Linked DNA regions of Mus musculus: regions 2 and 3 are each linked to region 1. A link is a loop called in an ENCODE intact Hi-C map of the cell type or tissue named here. Cell type or tissue: left cerebral cortex. All regions are shown on one strand. Each heading gives the region's core, and the rest is flanking DNA. Links, peaks and the distances in the headings are about the cores only. Region 1 overlaps Thada (thyroid adenoma associated). Region 2 overlaps Thada (thyroid adenoma associated). Region 3 overlaps Thada (thyroid adenoma associated).

Region 1 (5,734 bases), core at 601-4,600:
AGTTTCCAACGCCCCTGAATGCTTTGCAGTAGTTTCTGATTTTATCCCAAACTGATGCTCATGCTCATGACTCCCTCTTCCACCGCCTTTGCCATTGTTTCTCTCCCCTCTTCCCATTCCTCCCCACTCTACCTTCCTACTGCTCTTCACTCTCTGCTTCCTTGTCCTGGCCTCAGCCTTTTCCATTTATTCCCCTGCACTCCCTGGGCTTGCTACACACCTAAGGAGTCAGTCTTGATCTCTGATTCCTTCCTTCCTTCCTTCCTTCCTTCCTTCCATCCATCCATCCATCCATCCATCAGAGACTTTCTTAGAGCACTCTCTGCCTCTCCCACAGACAACCAGAGGTCAGGTCTTGGAGTTGTCTCTGCTCACTGAACAGCCCTCCCTTAGGATCAACAGCAGTGTCTACTGTTACACTCCACCTTCTCCACAGCAGGACCTGACTGTGTTCACATTTGCTCTCTAATAGGAGCATTGCTCTAAAATAAATCCCTGGTCCCCAAAAACCTTGCAGTAAGTGTGAAATTAAGTGTTCTTTTTTTATTACTGATTAATACTAGTTTGCAGTAGCAAGTAGCAGCACTTCATGACAGGCCCTGGAGAAAATAAGTCTGATACATCTACAGACCATTTAAGTCAGGTACTTGCTCCTTTATTTGCTCACTCAACAGAAATGTGCAGAGAACACTGAGGCACCAAATAGGATGGAGAATTTGACCGGGCATTTTTCATCTGAGGAATCCTGGCCTGTGGTGTTTCTGCCTCTTTTTGTTCAGATTTCCCCATCCTAATTAGTGATAAATGGTACTTAGCAGATGTCTATGGAACATTTATAAGACCTTCTATATGTTAGCCTATTTAATCAAGACAACAGTGTGAGTTTGTTGTTGCTATTACTGTCATCTAAAAGGGGTGGCATGGAAATACGCCCTAGGTCATATTGCTAGTGTGAGCTAGACTTGGGTTTGAGTCCAGGTGTTGGCTCCAGAGCACATTGGCCTTGGTTTCCTAGTTCCTCACCCAACAACAGGCTCTCCCACCTACCTATTTCTGATGCGCTATCTGTGGAACATGACAAGCAAGTTCTTCATGTGCCAAAGGTAACCTCTAGTTTTATCTAACAGGTGTCTGGCTCGCCTTGTTTTTTTGGATGTTTCTCCTTTGGGGCATGATATTGGCAGTGCACTCGTTTTTCCAATCTGAAATCAGCACTTAAGGAAGAAAAATTGCAGTAAAATCCATCTGCTTGTGACAGGTTGCTAAATAGAATTGGCTCTGCAGAAGTCCTGAGATTCTTGAGAAATACTGAGACTTTGTTACAAAAGAAATTGTCCTTGTTACAGGAGCTCAGGGTCAGCATACACTTGCAGTCATCTTGGTGAAGAGCACGTGTGGCTTGAGGCTGAGATACCTAAAGTCCTAATGAGATTATTTGTGGGCTGCTATTTATGCATGCTTTCAAAAATAAATAAGAAGTTTTCCTTCTGACTCTAGTGTGTGTTATCCTGAGTTTCCACTGTTAAAACTTACATAATTTTGGACTTTGGGTTGCTGAGAGTGAAGGAAAGCCATTTACCTGCAGATTTTCAGTTTCCAAAGGACTCATCCATGCTCATCTGTTCATCTCTCCTGCCTTACAACAGAGTCACGTGGTTGTCAGTACACATCCCAGTGTTTGTGTTGCCTCCTATCTTCTCATCTGACAGTTCTAAGCCTACTCAGGAAAAGGCCAGCATGGATAAATAAGGTGTTTAAATGGGTTTCATTGCTGCAAGGTACATCTAGGAACCTTGTGTAATGATCTCGAGGGGCCCTAACAGTAGCAGCTGGTTGGTGTAAACAGGTTAGAATTCCCCTTTCTTGTCAGTTTTATGTTTCTGTGTACTGAGTCCCGTTTCTGTCTTTCACTGGCTGAATTCAGTTCAGTCTAAATATCACAAAACCATAGTTTGGTGCCCCAGGGGTGGGGAGTATCCCATGTTCATCCCCACAGCATTCACAACATCGGGAAGAGGTGTTGTGTCTAGAAGGCAGGGAAGCAAGCCTACGCAATCATGATCACCGCAGCTGTGCTGGGATAGGCCATCTGCTCTGGTGCAAACCGTGGACAGATAGCCAAATAGCCAAGAAAGAGCTGAGTTGTTACTGAAAGATGTGTCACACAGACAAAATAATTTACAAATAGTAGGCAGGAAATATTTTCAAAACACTAAGAGAGTCCCTTGAGCTGACCTTGTGGGTGTTGGCTTGTTTCTTGCTGGACTGTTCATTCATTTTTTTTCCCCCTATAAGAGTCATTATTTCCTACAAAACCAGAATTTGAGGTATAGCTTCAGTTGAATGTGGACAAAAATGATAAAAATGTAAAATCTAATTTAATACTAATTGTAATTATATAATTCTAACTAAGAGAAACTTTTCAAGAAATGGAATTCTTGGTGGGTGTGATGATGCACACATTTAAACCAGTACTTAGAAAAAGGCAGGTAGATCTCTGTCAGGCCAGCTAGGCTACATAGTGAGTTTCAGACAAGCAGGGCTACATAGTGAGACCCGGGGGCGGCAAGAGGATTTGCATTCTGCTGTCTGGTTGAGCTTGTCTCTAAAGTGGAAGCTTTAGAATACCGCAGCTTGATAGAATTCTGCTTATAAACCAGCCCATAGACCAGCTTCTTCATGCCTGCCTTTTCTAAAGCATTGATGACACAAGGCACTGGGTGTGAACCTACAGGACTCCCCAGGATGGCACAACAGCCTGGCAAAGGGAGCTGGTGTTGTTGGGCAATTGTGCTCTGATTTGGAAGCACCAGGCTGTGCATTCTAGAATGGGTGGCTACTCTGACTCAACCTTAGATAAATATTCCTGAATTCTAAGTAAGAGTTCCCACCCACACACTTACTTAGAATTCCTGAATTCTAAGAAAAAGTTCTTCACTCAGTTCCATGGAGTGAACTGAGTTTGGAAGGCAGTAAGAGAACACTTGGTACTAGGTACTAGGTACTATTCCTGTAACCACCCCATTTCCCTTAGGAGTGACTCTTATCTGGAGTGCTACTAAGCTGCTGCAGACCCTAGCAAGAACCAGCTCACTCTGAGGGGAGTGGAAACATATGAGGAGTTATAGTCTTAAACAGTGCCCACTGTCCATCGAATACTCTTAGATACCACCTTTATCTTGAGCTGAGGCTTGAGGGGTTTTCAGACAGATCTTCATTCATTAAGTATGTAGTTATGATCCCTTCTAAAACAGTGAGAGGCAGACTACACTTAAGTCATTAAGTGTGAGTTACTTTACATCTTTGGTCTTAACAAGAAGACAATTAGAAGACATTGGCAGATGATGCAGCATGGGGAGAAAAAAGCATGCTATCATTCTCACACTGTGGTCTGGTAGAGGACCATGCCTTTTCCCCACCACAATTGCTCCCATGCTTTGAGTAACGTCTATTTTTCATTTACCTCTCTCCTGTCAGAGAAATCATTCGAGGCCTTTTTACAGCTTTGACTCTTCCTTACCATTCAGAGAAGTCGTTCTATTTCCTTTGCAAGATGAAAGCTTGTCTTTGTCCTCCCCAAATAGTTCCAGGCTGCAGAACACCCAGAATCCTTGCAGATAAAAGACCTTGCTGATAAAATGCTAGATTGTTATCAGAGATGCAAGTGAGGGAGTCAAGTCCCTGCCATTACTTACCTCCTTACAGCTTTGTTTATATCCTGTTCATTTGGGGCATGTTTTTCTTGGACAGTTTCTTGTCTGTGCTCTGAACTGCAGTCTGAAGTCTGTAAACCTCCCAAAGGTCAGGGAGTAGTGGGTTCCTTCTTTTCAGACAGGTTTAATGGCGAGGAAGAGAAGATCAAAGTTTCTATCTTCCATCTGGAAAGAAAGGGACCAATGCTTGGTTTGAATGGTTAGTTCCTCACCTCAGGTGGCAAACGTGTGCGCTTTGGTTCAGAACACTTAGCCAGGAAGTTGCCTGGAAATAGACTGGCATTTATGTCTGAAGCCAAGCAGTGATAGATAGATTGGGTATTCAGGCACTGAGGCCAGGGGCCAGTTAAATCAAAATAAAACTACCTGGGAAGTCTTGACAGCATGATCTGCACATTTAAAAATGGCTGGGCTAGGCGTGGGGACATCACAGCACTCGAGAGTCAAAGGCAGATGGAACTTTGAGTTTGAGGCCAGCCTGGTCTACCTACTAAGTTCCAGAGTCTCAGTGGTTGCAGTCATTTTCACTTAGTATTTCCACCGAGTGTGTAGTGGTAGATAATTCCTATAAATATATTAATAACTGACACCACCTTCACTGATGGCTAACATATATGACATTGGGTTATACAAACATATATGCACACATATAATGTCCTTTGAGTTTCCCAAGTAACTCAGTGTGTTAGCATCTTCACATGTGTTCACTTACTCTTTCTGAAGTGTCTGTTCAGAGCTTTGACTCCATTTTTATTGAGTTGTTTGTTTGCTTCTAAATATATTCTGGATTCTAGGGTTTTTGACATAGATTAATTTATTTCCCTGCATTTAGAACCAGAAAAACAAAATTAAATTGCAGCAAGAAAGAGTCTAATTATACCAAAGGAAGTACTTTTCAACTGTTGTAATACTATAGTCTAAGTATGGGTTCAGGGACAAACAAAAGCCATGTAAAGCTTTTCCTGGGGCACTTATAGCGGAAGGGCTGGTAGTCTCTTAGCAGTAGTACTGCAGGTCTGTTGGGACGTGACGCAGGTTAATCTTCCTGGAGACGAGTTTATTGCTAACATGTCAATACCCTTCCTGTGTGGTACCATTTTTCTAGGCCAAAATAGTGAAACTTTTTGGAAGGCATTTCCATGTGCATTTTGTTATTTAAAGATTCATTCTTCCTGATTTTAGTTGAGTCGTTGCTAGGAGATAAAAGGAAGGTTACTTAGGGGCGTTAATCAGCCTAGCAGAGCAAACTGCAATCTCTGTAGGGCAATGGCCACTAAAGCCATGCTCCACTTTCTCTCTTTCAGCAGCAACACTTAGTATTGTGAGGCAGAGTCACTTAGCTCTCTGTAAGGCAAAATCATTAACCAGACTTTAGAGAATCCAGATGATTTAGAGGTCATGGGGTTGTTGTGGCCTTAGAAGGAGCGAGGGGGGCTTTAATGACAGGGTTCCAATAGAGTTAATGAAGGGCTTTTCTGTGTAGAAAACACTGGTCAATTGTTTTCAAGTCTGACAGAGGTCCAAGCCCAGGAGAACTGCTCTGACTTCGGTTAGTTCTAGGCATAAAGGTTTATCATCAGCATCAATATTGTTACGAGATCAAGCTATAAAATAAGTCACGAGTGTTGGAATCTTTCAGAAACATAACAGATTCTTTGTTTGTTTGTTTGGTTGTTTGTTTTGTTTTGTTTTGTTTTTGTTTTTCGAGACAGGGTTTCTCTGTGTAGCCCTGGCTGTCCTGGAACTCACTTTGTAGACCAGGCTGGCCTCGAACTCAGAAATCCACCTGCCACTGCCTCCCAAGTGCTGGGATCAAAGGCGTGCGCTGCCACGCCTGGCTCAACATAAAAGATTCTTGTCATAAGGGGAACTAATCAAACTGTTTACATTTAAAAGTATTTAAGCTGTTATGTGGCGTGCTCAATGCACAGGTTATGTTAATTTTATTACTTTGGTGCAAAAGGAATTTTAGTTTCAGACTAAGTTTTAAGTCATAATTAGGCTAGTTAATCAAAATAGGA
Region 2 (5,734 bases), core at 1,118-5,117, 47 kb after region 1:
CTGAGTTTCAAAAGAAGTTGAAAATAGGGATGATGCTGATATGATGCCCCCCAGCTTCTAAATGTTTTTACAGAAGCACTCATAGCCCACGTGCTAATAGTCTTTAGCCCCTGGTTCAACACATCACCTCTTAACTGGACTTCTGGCATGATCCTGGACCCCCTGTCTTATCTGAAGCAGCCCTTGATATCTCCCTGCAAGTTACAGCTCCCATCCCCGCAGTCTTTCCTTTGAAGAGGGCTCTGCTGGCCACATGACAGGATCAATTCCATCACATTGCCAGTGAGGTCTTCCTCATCCTGACCCACACACCATGCTGATCTCTGACCAGTCCCAGTACATTTTTTAAATTAGGATCTACTTTAAGACAATGGTAGATTTATGAAAATATTGTGTTGGTAGTACAAAGATTCCCATGTATATTCCTTTCCTCTCCCCTAACTTTCTCCTACTATTAGTGTTTTTATTAGTGTGGTTCATTGTTAAAATTAGCCAACCACCATTGAATAGTAAACACCTTTTAAAGATTTTTTTTTAATTGTATGTAGATATGTGAGTGCACATGTGTCCATATGTGTGTGTGTGTGTGTGTGTGTGTATGTAATAAACATTATATATCTCTCTAGTCACAGATTGCAGAGATCTCTCTGTTCCCATTAGCTCCTCCTGAAGGCTCAATCACTGTCAGTTGCAGTCTAAAGATATTAAAGTTCAAACTGGTTGTGCTGGCACTTGCCTTTAAATTCAGCCCTGTGGAGGCAGAGGCAGGGACATCTCTGAGTTTGAGGCCAGCCTGGCCTATAGAGTAAGTCCCAGAGAAACCCTGTCTCAAAAATCCAAAAAAAAGGGGGGGGGGAGTTCCAAAATTGAAGTAAATAAATTTAAGTAATTTTTATTATAGTATATTGTTGTTTTCTGTTTTATTTCGCTTTTGTTGTGATTAGTTTGAAAGTTAAACTTTTTATAGATGTGTATATGTATAGAGGAAAAATACACTTACGTAAGGTTTATATTAACCAAGGTTTCAGGTACCCACCAGTGCCTTGGAATGTGTCCTACAGAGAGGGCCACTGAGCTGACAATATGATTCAGCCAAGCCAGGAAAAAGTACTTGTCATGCGAGTTTAACAATTTAAGTTCCATCACTAGAACTGATCCCCAAAATATGTTCCTTGACCTCTACACATGTGCCATCACACACACACTAGAATAATAATTGAAAAGACGGAGGAGACTACTGTCTTACTCTATTTAACATGAGGAAACAGAGGTTAACTTGGTTGATCTAAAGATATACATAGGTAGTCCCTTGGTTTACAACCATGTTTGCCCTCAGAGTGTGTACCATGTGATTGGAGTCTTACTATTTGTCTAACCTTGCAGTCTCCATCACATCAGGAGTCAAGGGAATAGAGGAGAAAGGTATCTTCCAGCCACGTGTCAGCCCTGAACACAAAGGTGGTACCTACCTAAGTGTACAGGCTCCAGGCGGGACTGTATCCTGAGACAGCTCCTGTCAGTAGAGACACTAAACCCCAGCATATGGTCGGTCCACTCAGTGCTGCTGAGCTCCTACCATGTACTGGACTCACAAACAGCAGATCATGGGAAGCCAGGCAGGTGATGTCAGTGGCATGCAGCATCAGGGAGGCTGCTGGGTTCTCACATCTCTAATCCTCATGACTAGAACCCAAACTGGGGGAGCAGGAGAAAGAGGCAGGAGGGAGGGAGCAGCCCTGCTGCTTGGTCTCTGCTGCAGTTACCAGGGCACTATCTGGTAATAACACTTGCTTAATAAGTATTTGTGGACTGGATATTTGAATGCTGTTGTACACTTGGGCCCCTAAACTGGCAGTATGCTTGTCAGCACTTTGGTGTGTCTGATGAGTCCTGCTCCTTCACTGGCCTGGCAGCTCAAACTTCTCTATGATTACTGTTTGCAAGTCATCCCAGGCCTGGGTTTAACCACACTCAGTACCAGCACTGTAGGCAAATGCGGAAGGAGAGAAAAGTGGCCTTGTGTCTGCCAACCCAAGAACCGAGAGACAAGTGGCTCTTTCCATCCAGACCTCCCTGAGCGTCACACTCAATGATTATCTCATTTGTCTTGAGTCCTTCAAATGTCATGTGAGGATGGTTGTGCATTCAAATCTTTTCATTAATATTTCTCAGAAATACTAATCTATTTCATGTTTGTTTGCAAGCCTCTCCATCTGCTTTGTCTCCTTTCCTTCCCTGCTCTGTTCTCCTCTGCTTCTCTAACAAGTGCTCGGCTCGGTTTGTACTGCACTGCCTCTTATACTTGCTTATGTCTACCAGGTTTGCCTACATGCCCCTCTGTGTACATTGGTCAGGTACAGACATATCACTCTCTGTCCTTGGTGAGTTACTGGGATTGCAGTTGTTGTCTGGTGTGTGCCCAGGGTGACAGAATTGATGGGCCTGTAGGCTGACATTCATAAGCCAGAACTACCAAGCATTTCAAAAACAGTCTTGTTTTTGCCAAGCAAGGTGAGCAAATCCAGGCCAGGGCTTAAACATCCACAGGGGGTTATTTCTAAAGTGATTGCTTCTAAATGAGAAGCATTTGAAACCTCACAGCTCTCTTGACAAGTAAATTCCACAGCCGTGTGTTTTGCTGGTGTCTGCTGATTAATTACAGCGCTGTGACACATGAAAGCCCTGGTGGTTGGTTTAGTGCAGCTGTGGAGAAAAGAAAGCAAGGCCTAGTGACTTTGCCAGCTCTTTTGGGACAGTGGGGATTGAGACCAAGGGAGGTATTTTTCCCTCTGGCAGTCACCGCATAGGAACAGAAGCCCCGGCCAGCCCAGTTCTCCAGGCTCTATGCCGGGTGGTTTGGTCCCTGCAGGCTGTGGTGAGGCAGCAGCATCTGATCTGTGCTCCTGAAAGAGCAGGTCCTTTGTTAGAGAAAGCGCTTCAGTGTGCATACAGGGGCTGGGCCCACACTCCCATAGACTCACCCTTCCAAGAAACAGTAGACTAGGCATGGTGACATACACCTGTAATTCCAGTATTCAGGAGGCAGGAGGATCAACTGGTTCAAGGCCATCCTTAGCTACATTGGGAGTTTGAGACCACCCTGGGCTACTTGAGTTCTTATCTAAAAAAGGGCAGAGCAGGGAGAGAATCTTGACCTGTGACTCCAGCTGTAGTCCCAAGGCACATGTGTAAATGCCCAAGAATATAAAGGGGCCTCTTCAGCAGTTGACTCTGGAATACTCCCACAGTAACATCTTCATGGCAAAGCAGGGAAGAAGGTCTGAAAGAATTTGCTCTGACAGGTGACTACCATGACCCTAAATGGGTTCATCTGAGCATTCAGTTGACCTGTGTAGACAAACAGCAAGAGGCCCTTATAGCTTGCTTTTTTCACTTGGCAATGTAAAAATATTTGCTATTATTATCACTTAAGACTGAGGCACAGCCTGGGAGGTGGTACCATAAGTAAAGTACTTGCACTTATCCCAAGAGCCCACATAAAGCCACATGTGGCAGCTTGTGTGCCAGCCCTGCTGGCAGAGGATACAACAGAAAAGAAAAGGGAAAACATTTTAAATTTCTTATGTGTTTATTGGCACTTTGTTTCCTTCATCCTTATATGCTTATGTAGGTGACCAACCAAACAAAGGAATTGTGTGCCATTGAGGCTTTCAGGCCAGAGAACCCTCTGTCTCATTCATTGTTCCCCAAAGATCTGTGCTCCTCACAGGGGCACAGTGGTCTAGATTGTGTGGCCAAACAGTGCCACCATCATACATATAAACACTTGAGAGACATCAGGCTCTGATCTTTCTGCTTTTAATTCCTGGTATATAACTGTCATGTAAGTGTCAAGTGTATGCCACATCTGACTGCTGTCCCTTCTGACTGCTAAGGAAAAGTTTCAGAGATTTGTTTACAGACAGTACTGCCTGCTTCTACACAGGTGTGTTGTGCTGTTCCTATCTCATTGGCCCACACTGCCTTATGAACCCAAGTATATGTCTAAGCCACACAGACTCATAGTTCCTTCCTGTGCAGACTTGGAGTGTAGTTTCTTGTAAGATTGCTGACATAAAGGTAATTCCACTTCTTGTTTCTACCTAAGAAGCTCTCGAGGCTGATGATTATGTGGTCACGGTGATCCTTGGTCTAGGGAATTGTGGGAGTGACCCAGAGCATGGGTTTGTGTGGCCCAACCCTGGGCTGCCCCCAGCCCCCCAGCCTGTTTTCTTGTGGAGACAGAGTTCGTTTCCTTTGAGGAACCATTTTGAAGAAATCTCATTTTCACAGCCAAGTATTGTTTTTCCTCTTTTCTGGTTCAGGTTTTTCATCTGTTACAAGCCTACATTACAGACTGCAGACACAGAACAAATGCAGATTTCCTGCAAGAGCTGAGTGATGTCACTGCTTGTACCAAAGCCAAACTCTGGCTGGCCATGAGGTATGTAAAAGCCCACGTGAATGAGGAGACAGCACTGGGTGAGTGGTGTTAGAGGGTTGCTCTTTCAAGTTGTGAGGAGGTTTCAGTCGTTTCCAGACTTTTTGGAGTATTTTAGACCTTTGCATTGTGGTGAAAAAGTATTTCTTGACAATTTTTCTAAAATTGCTAAGCGTTGGTGCTAGGAGTTTAATATATTTCAATAGTCAGATGTTGCTTACCCTCGCCAAGACCCCAACACTGTTAGCTGGTCTGCATTGTACAAACCCTTGGGTGCTTGAAGGCACTGAAGAGAAGGTAGAACATGCATGGAAGAGGGAACTGAAGTTTGCCAGGATTCGATGGGTAGTCGGCTTATGTCAGCAAAAGTGGAGGGGACCTTTTTTATTTTTTTTTCATTTTTTTCTTTTCTTTATTTCTTTCTTTCTTTTTCTTTTTTTTCTTTCTTTCTTTTTTTTTTCTTTCTGTTTTGCCAGTCTTACATGTGCTTGTTCTGGAACTTAGAATATAAAGTGATGTGAAGAGTAAAAACAACCTTCCATTTTATCATGTGTAGAGAAAACTCTTAACACTGTGTGCAAAATCTTTGGATCCCCAGATATTGGTAGAACAGTGTCTCTTCAAGGCTCCTGTAGGAGTTAACTTTAGCAAAGGTAGTTAAGAAGAGGCCAGTTGTGGGCAGTGGTGCGTGCCTTTAATCACAACACTCAAGAGACAGGCAGGCGGATCTCTATAAATTTGAAGCTAGCCTAGCCTGCAAAGTGATTCCAGGACAGCCAGGGCTTTCTTATACAGAGAAACCTGTCTGGGGGGTTGGGGGGGAGAGAAAGAAGAGGCCAGTAGTACTTAAGACAGCCCTGTGAAATGATGCCATAACCCTCCATGAGGTAGAGGAAACTGGGCAGGTCACACTGAAAGTGTGGCGAGCCACTGGTGGCTGTCCACCACGGCGGGTGTGGTGATAGGGTGTGTAGTGACTGTCTCAGGCCATACTTAACTGTGGGCGTGCTCACTGGTTGGGTCCTCTTTGTCTAAAGTGCCACTGAGGTTATGGAAGCTGCTCAGTGGTTTCCCTAAGTGTGAGATTGCTTGCCTTCTGTGTAGCCCATTGCCTTCAGCCTCCCTAAGACACACTTCCAGAGAACAGAGGCCTGGGGTCGCATTTGTGCCTTGTCTTTACAGATCTTCCAGCTGTTGTTCTGGGGTCAGGAAATGGAGGCTCTCCAAGAATTGTCTGCTGAAAATCATTTTTAGCCATACCCTCGTCGGGAGTTAAGCCGTGGCTCTGAAGCT
Region 3 (5,734 bases), core at 1,072-5,071, 57 kb after region 1:
AAAAACTTGTTCAGATCCTGGTAGCAAGCCATGTGCTTTATGTCTCTTTGTGTGTGCTTGTTTGCACATTCTGTCTTGCTAGCCTCCTCCTGGGAGAGTGGGGATGGTGATAGCTTTAATTTTACTTTGAGACAGACAGAGCCTTGCTCCTTAGCCTAGGCCAGCCACGGCCCTCCTACTGCTGGGATGACACTGGGACACTACCACTCTGGCTCTGGTCATTGCTTTTAATAGAGCGTGCTTTACACACATCACTGCTGTACTCACCCAGCCACTTCTCCCATTAGGATCCCACAGGAGACTGTGACTCCTGGTCTTGGCACTAACAAATGCCAGGTTGGCTGGTAGCAAGTTTTCATTCCAAACAATAGTTCCTGATGCTCAGGGTAGAATGCTGGAATCACCGGGGAAGATTTAAAACCTCCCAGTGTCAACTCCCACCCTGAGAGACTCTGCTGTAGAAATAAATGCCTTTGCCTTCCCAAGTCCACTGAAGCCAGGGACCCTCATGTGGTCCTTGTTCCAGAGGGTCGTGTTACATTTTCATCTTTTAAGATGTGGCTAAAGTAGAACAGGCAGTACTTGGGTCAGTTTGTTTATCAGCCTTTTCTGGGCGAGGCCAGACTGACTTAGGCACTGCAACTATTTCTTAAAACCACAGTGCAGTGTAAAGAGGGCAACAAAACAGGTTCTCAGGCAAACTCCTGGATCTGGGATTTAAATACGGAAAACCCTGTGAAGTCCCTATGCATTTGCAGAGATGTAACCCTCAGAGGTCAGGAGAACCCATCCATCTACACAGCTGAACAGGCGTGGACCCCACTGAAAACTGCTAATATCTGTACTCAGCTGCCAAGTCCTTGTCAAGCTTTTTCCTGGACCTTACTGCCTCCATGTGTCCAGACACTGCTTGTCATGTTGGACTGTCTAAAATAGAGCTGCTCAGATAGAACGTGTTCTCAGAAGTCACTAGTTAGACTGAAGGTAGGACCTGAGCACCTAAATACTTGGCCAGCTCCAAGTGAGAGCTGCTGTTGACCCTGAGACAAAGTTCATAGTTTATGAACTTAGCAAAGGCTAAGCCATCAGCCACTGTAGTTCTAGCACCCAGTTAGAAATGTTCTTCCCATGCTCATGGCCTTACTCCCCCTTGCTAGGCAGAAGCAGACTCAAGACTTCCAAAGCCATCAGGCCTGCAGCCTCTCCCAATGTCAGGGCTGCATGGTACCAGGACACTGTGGGAAAGTTATATTTCTTGGTTCAGGCAGCCATCCCTGTGGCCTCAGGGCCTGTGGGAGGACTGGTGCTCTGTTGGCATGCAGTTGGCTATTTGTCATTCTGTTAAATAAATCTTATAGTCTGATGAGGAAAATAGGCTTTTGAGAATATGAGAATAGATCTCAAGGTGAGTAAGAAAAATGTGTGTGTGTGGGGGGGGGGGTTGGTTGGTTGTTTCAGTAAAATGGTGTTGATGAAGGGAGTAGGTATGGGAGAGCTTGTGTTTGTGGGCCCACTCTAGTACTTGGCCCCTCAAGCCAGCTCTGACTTGCAAACTGTGAACTGTAACACGGCTCACCTCCTTCTCAGCTTCCTTTGATCACTCCTCCCACCCCTGTGTCCCCCTTCTTTACTAGTCCCCAGTAAGCTGAGTGCTGTTCCCCTTGAGGGCCTATGGGTTTAAGAATGTGAGTAAAATGTGCTTATAGAGACAAGGCTGGGGCTTGCTTGTGTGTGGCAGTCCCAGGTCTTCCCCAGACGTCTATAGCCAGCTTCAGAATCTGCTCTAGAAAGAATTCCATTTGCTTCACAAGAGCTGAAGACAGCATTTTTTTTTTCTAACCACCAGATTTATTCACACAAGAGACTACACTGCCAGGGCAGAAAGACTGGGGCTTGGGTCTGATTCTACTTTCCCATGGCCCCAGCCTCTTCCCAGTCTCCTGTGTTCTGGACTGCTCTCCTCCACAGGAAGTAGCTCGCTCTTTTGCAGTGACCTGAGAAACAGTGTGGCTAAGCCCTCAGCCTGCTGCAGCTTGCTGTCCCACCTCCATTGCCACTGGCAGGAGTCCAGCCCAAAGGGGCTGTTGTAGTAGGGTGATCGTGGGGCATTGTAAGGCTATCATTTGTGGTCCCTGCCAAGACTGGAAGACACGCGAGTCTCAACAAGGCTAGCTAGTCACGTAGCACACCTGCTTTTGTGGGGGGGTGGGCTGGGCTGGACTTGGTGCTTTCCGTTCCTTTTTCTCTTTTCTTCCCCCACCTCTCCTTTTTCTCCCCCCCCCCCTTCTTTTGTCTAAAAGGTTTCCCCAGCAGTCCCTCTTCTTGACATCTGAGGGACAGACAGATTGAGTGGGAATGTGACCACTGCCTTGCTCTCAGTCTGAGACTCTGGGGAGAGGAGACTACCATTAGGACTTCTTCAGTCCTCTAACTCAGCCTGTTGAGGTCACCTTCAACCTGGTGAAGAACTGATGGGGGAGGTGGGATTGGTGTATTTTAGATCCAGACTTCTTCCCTTTCAGACATCTCAGGAGTGTTTAAGGCCAGGACACCTTGAGATCCTGTTTGTATTTTTAAAACAATAGAAGTATGAAGTTACATTTCAACCCAAACCTGTGAAACAAGGTGCAAAACATCCTCTTCGTTACATACTGCTTTTGCAAATGCAGCAAGGAGCAAGCTGTTGAAGAAGTGAAATTGGAAGTTTCTTGCTGACAGCTGGGCTTATGCAGGCTGGTCGGGGTAAAGCAGTCTTATGCGGATTAGTATGTTTAACTGAGCCCAGGATCCAGATCCAAGCGTCATACTGCACTGGAAAGTGAAAGATAGTCCTTTCACACAGTTGTGTACCAGGCATTCAGTCCCCAACTGCTGATGCTTTATGCTCTTTAAATGCCGAAATCTGCAACCCTACCCTGGAGTTAGTAATAAGCTTGTTTGAAGGCACAGAAATAACTATCTTCCTCCACTCAGTGCTGTTGATCTTGGGAGAATGGGGGTGGAATGTTGCTGTTAGAAGTTTTGCACAATATTGTCATGGTCTGACTTGCATTTTCATAATACTATGTAGAGCCCTAGTACAGTATTTTTTTTTCCTTTTAATGTATATCAAGTTCTGTCTCTTAGATAAACCAGGGTCTTCCTTGAGCCATTTCCAGTGAATTAAAACCAATTCCAATTCACAGACACTAGAGAACAATGTAGTAGCGTGATGGAGAATATAAAATGAATGATACTTTTAGGGCACAGTGGGTGTGGCCTTATAATTCCAGCACTCAGGAGGCTGGGACAGGAGGATTGCTGCCAGTTCAAGACTTGCCTAGGCAGCATAGGGAAACCCTGTGTCAACAGCCAAAATATAACTATAAGATGGAAGATATTGTCCCTGTTTCAAAAACCACTCGGGGATGCTAGGGAGATGGCCCAGTGGGTTAAGACCACTTGTTATTCTTGCAGAATACTTGGGTTTGGTTTCCAGCAACTAACAATTAGCTGCAACTCCAGTCCCAGGAGATCTGGTCCTCTAAAGGCAGCAGTCATACACATGGTATGCAGACATACATATAGGCAAATACCCATATATATAAAATAAAAAATAAATCTCTTAAAACAAACAAACAAAAATGTCTGACCAAGACAAGAACAGATTAACCATAAGCAAGTAAGAGTTTAATAAGGGCTGAGATGAGTCACTGTAGAGCTGAGATCGAAGCAATAAGTGCGAGCTTGTGGGCTGAGGAGTCAAGGAAGTGTTCTGAGGGAAAGAGACCTTTACAGGCTAGGTGAGGTTTAATTGTTCGATAGGCTAATGCTGTGTGATTGCAGAATGAGAGAAGTTACATGGATACAGCCCAGCCTTTGTTGACTAAGAAGCAATAGCTGCTACTCATGCAGCAAGGAGCCTTAGTGCAGAGCTCAGCATTGCGGTGAGCACTCTCAGCATGGGCTAGAGCCACATTAGGGCCTCCGTTGTCATGGTCTGCTTATCATGCAGTCCAGTGTCATGAAACAGTTAACCAATCGTGGCGCTCAAATAGGTACAAAAGTACAGACAAAAAGGCTTTCTAGGGGAGCTGGATGTTTGAGATTAGCTTTAAAACAGGAGTGTGGTTTTAAATACCAGAGTGATAGGAAAGAGCCTGTCAAGATGGTGCCTCTGGATCTCGCATCATGAGCAGTGGGCTTATAGAACCAGAAGAGATGCTGTGCAAGATTGGGGAAGAGAACATATGGGACGGCCCTTAAAGGAATTGGTGCTTGGATGGGGAAGAGGATGGGGAAGAGAACAAATGGGACGGCCCTTAAAGGAATTGGTGCTTGGTTGGTCCAGGACTTTAAGAGACAATCGCTGGTCTCGGGTAGACACTGGTGAAAGGCAACTGCCTAGACACACTTGAAATCCAAAATTTCAGAAGCTCCCGAGCAGCCGTTTGCTAGTTACCAGTAATGGAAATATCATGGCTTGCATCTTTGTATTTTTGTTAAGAGGACCATAGAAGGAGTTTATACTTGGAAAGGGAATGTAAAGATTATCTCGTCTGGTGAAATTCTTCCCTCAAAAAGAAGCTTTTGTGGAAACTCAAGATGCTGGAGCTAACCTAGGAGAGATGGTAAATACAGTTTAGTCAGGGTGAGGCCTGGAGGCTGCCTGATGTCTTCCATCCCACTGGGAGCACAGAGTGGACTAAGGAAGTACCCCGACTCCATATTTCAAAACAGTGATCAAATAAATAAATAAATAAATAAATAAATAAATAAGCAGAAGAGATGATTGGCAAGGGGTTGGGCAGCCATTGTAACAGATGTGGTCCCCCAGAAGACAGCTCCACTTGGGGTGAAAGTAACAAACTCTGATTTACCTTTTGCCCGGCCTCCTGCTGCCTGATCATCCTTGTAGAAGATCCTGCAAGCCTGCACTGTTCCCAGGCCTCTTGCAGAAGCCACACTCCTATAGAGGACCCAGCTCTAGACTTTGCCATTAAAGGCTGCTGTTCTACACCTCTTCCTGAGAGGCCTGCTCCGGCAGGCTGCTGCCTCTTCTCTGCCAAGCAGTGTAGATTCTGGTGTGTGAGTAAGTTAGTTCTCCTAGTCACCCAGATGTCCTGTAGGAGTGATCTTTTAGTGCCTCTGGAGTCATTTACTCTGATACAGACTTTATGGCACCATGTCCCTTCCCTGCCTCAGTCTTGAGCTGATTAGGCCCTGGTACCCAAATGCCCTGTGTGGCCAGGGTTTAGCCCTCTTCCAGGAAGACTTGTAGGGAAGGGGCTGGTGTGTGCATGGGTGAGGGGGCAGTATGGGAGAGGCCCTGCACTGCCTCACTGCACTGCACTCCTCCCTGCCCCCTCAACTACCTGTGGGACCTAGGCCTCCACAGTGATAACAGTGGCCTGCAAGGCTGTGGGAGTGCCTTCCCATGCAGGCCAGAGCATGAAGAGCCCTCCCTCAGCAGCCCACAGCCTGTGTTCTGGGGAGGGCCTACTTCTTGAGGCAGTTTAACAGGAAGCCTCAAGCCTGGGGCTTGGGGAGAGCATACATACTATAGTAAACTCAAGGGAAGCACTGCCAGGCAGTCCCTGAAGCCCACTAGTGTGGCCTGTCCCATCCCATCCAGAGGCTCCATTTTTATCTTCAGAGCTGAAAGCTCTAAAGTTAGGATATGCCTGTGTGGTGTCTCAAATCTTTAATTCCAGCACTTGGGAGACAGAGGTTTAGGAAGATCTCTGTGAGTTTG

The links. Hi-C counts contacts between places; a loop is a spot of excess contacts. Peaks named below come from ENCODE experiments on the same cell type or tissue, not always from the same donor. Only the 100,000 strongest peaks of a DNase experiment are listed, where the experiment ranks them.
Region 2: it touches region 1 in a loop (2.6-fold over the local background); 3 of 42 quality-filtered maps call a loop at or near these places.
Region 3: a loop joins it to region 1, with 7 times the contacts of the local background. A loop is called at or near these places in 3 of 42 quality-filtered maps.

The regions. Positions count from the first base shown.
Region 1 is chr17:84,317,843-84,323,576 of GRCm38, reverse strand. The region is part of intron 28 of Thada (thyroid adenoma associated); the gene reads left to right. Among named protein-coding and RNA genes, the nearest start is that of Gm24492, 33 kb to the right of the region's middle. In left cerebral cortex, for the core only: no CTCF peak of the experiment used is centred there; DNase peaks (open chromatin) are centred at 1,197, 2,035 and 2,745; H3K27ac peaks cover 1,246 bases.
Region 2 is chr17:84,271,416-84,277,149 of GRCm38, reverse strand. It overlaps Thada (thyroid adenoma associated), which reads left to right. Exons shown (of 38, transcript NM_183021.3): 30 at 4,326-4,444. Among named protein-coding and RNA genes, the nearest start is that of Gm24492, 13 kb to the left of the region's middle. In left cerebral cortex, for the core only: a CTCF peak has its summit at 2,667; DNase peaks (open chromatin) are centred at 2,032, 2,717, 3,467 and 4,409; H3K27ac peaks cover 1,393 bases.
Region 3 is chr17:84,260,829-84,266,562 of GRCm38, reverse strand. The region is part of intron 30 of Thada (thyroid adenoma associated); the gene reads left to right. Among named protein-coding and RNA genes, the nearest start is that of Gm24492, 24 kb to the left of the region's middle. In left cerebral cortex, for the core only: no CTCF peak of the experiment used is centred there; DNase peaks (open chromatin) are centred at 2,828 and 5,046; H3K27ac peaks cover 246 bases.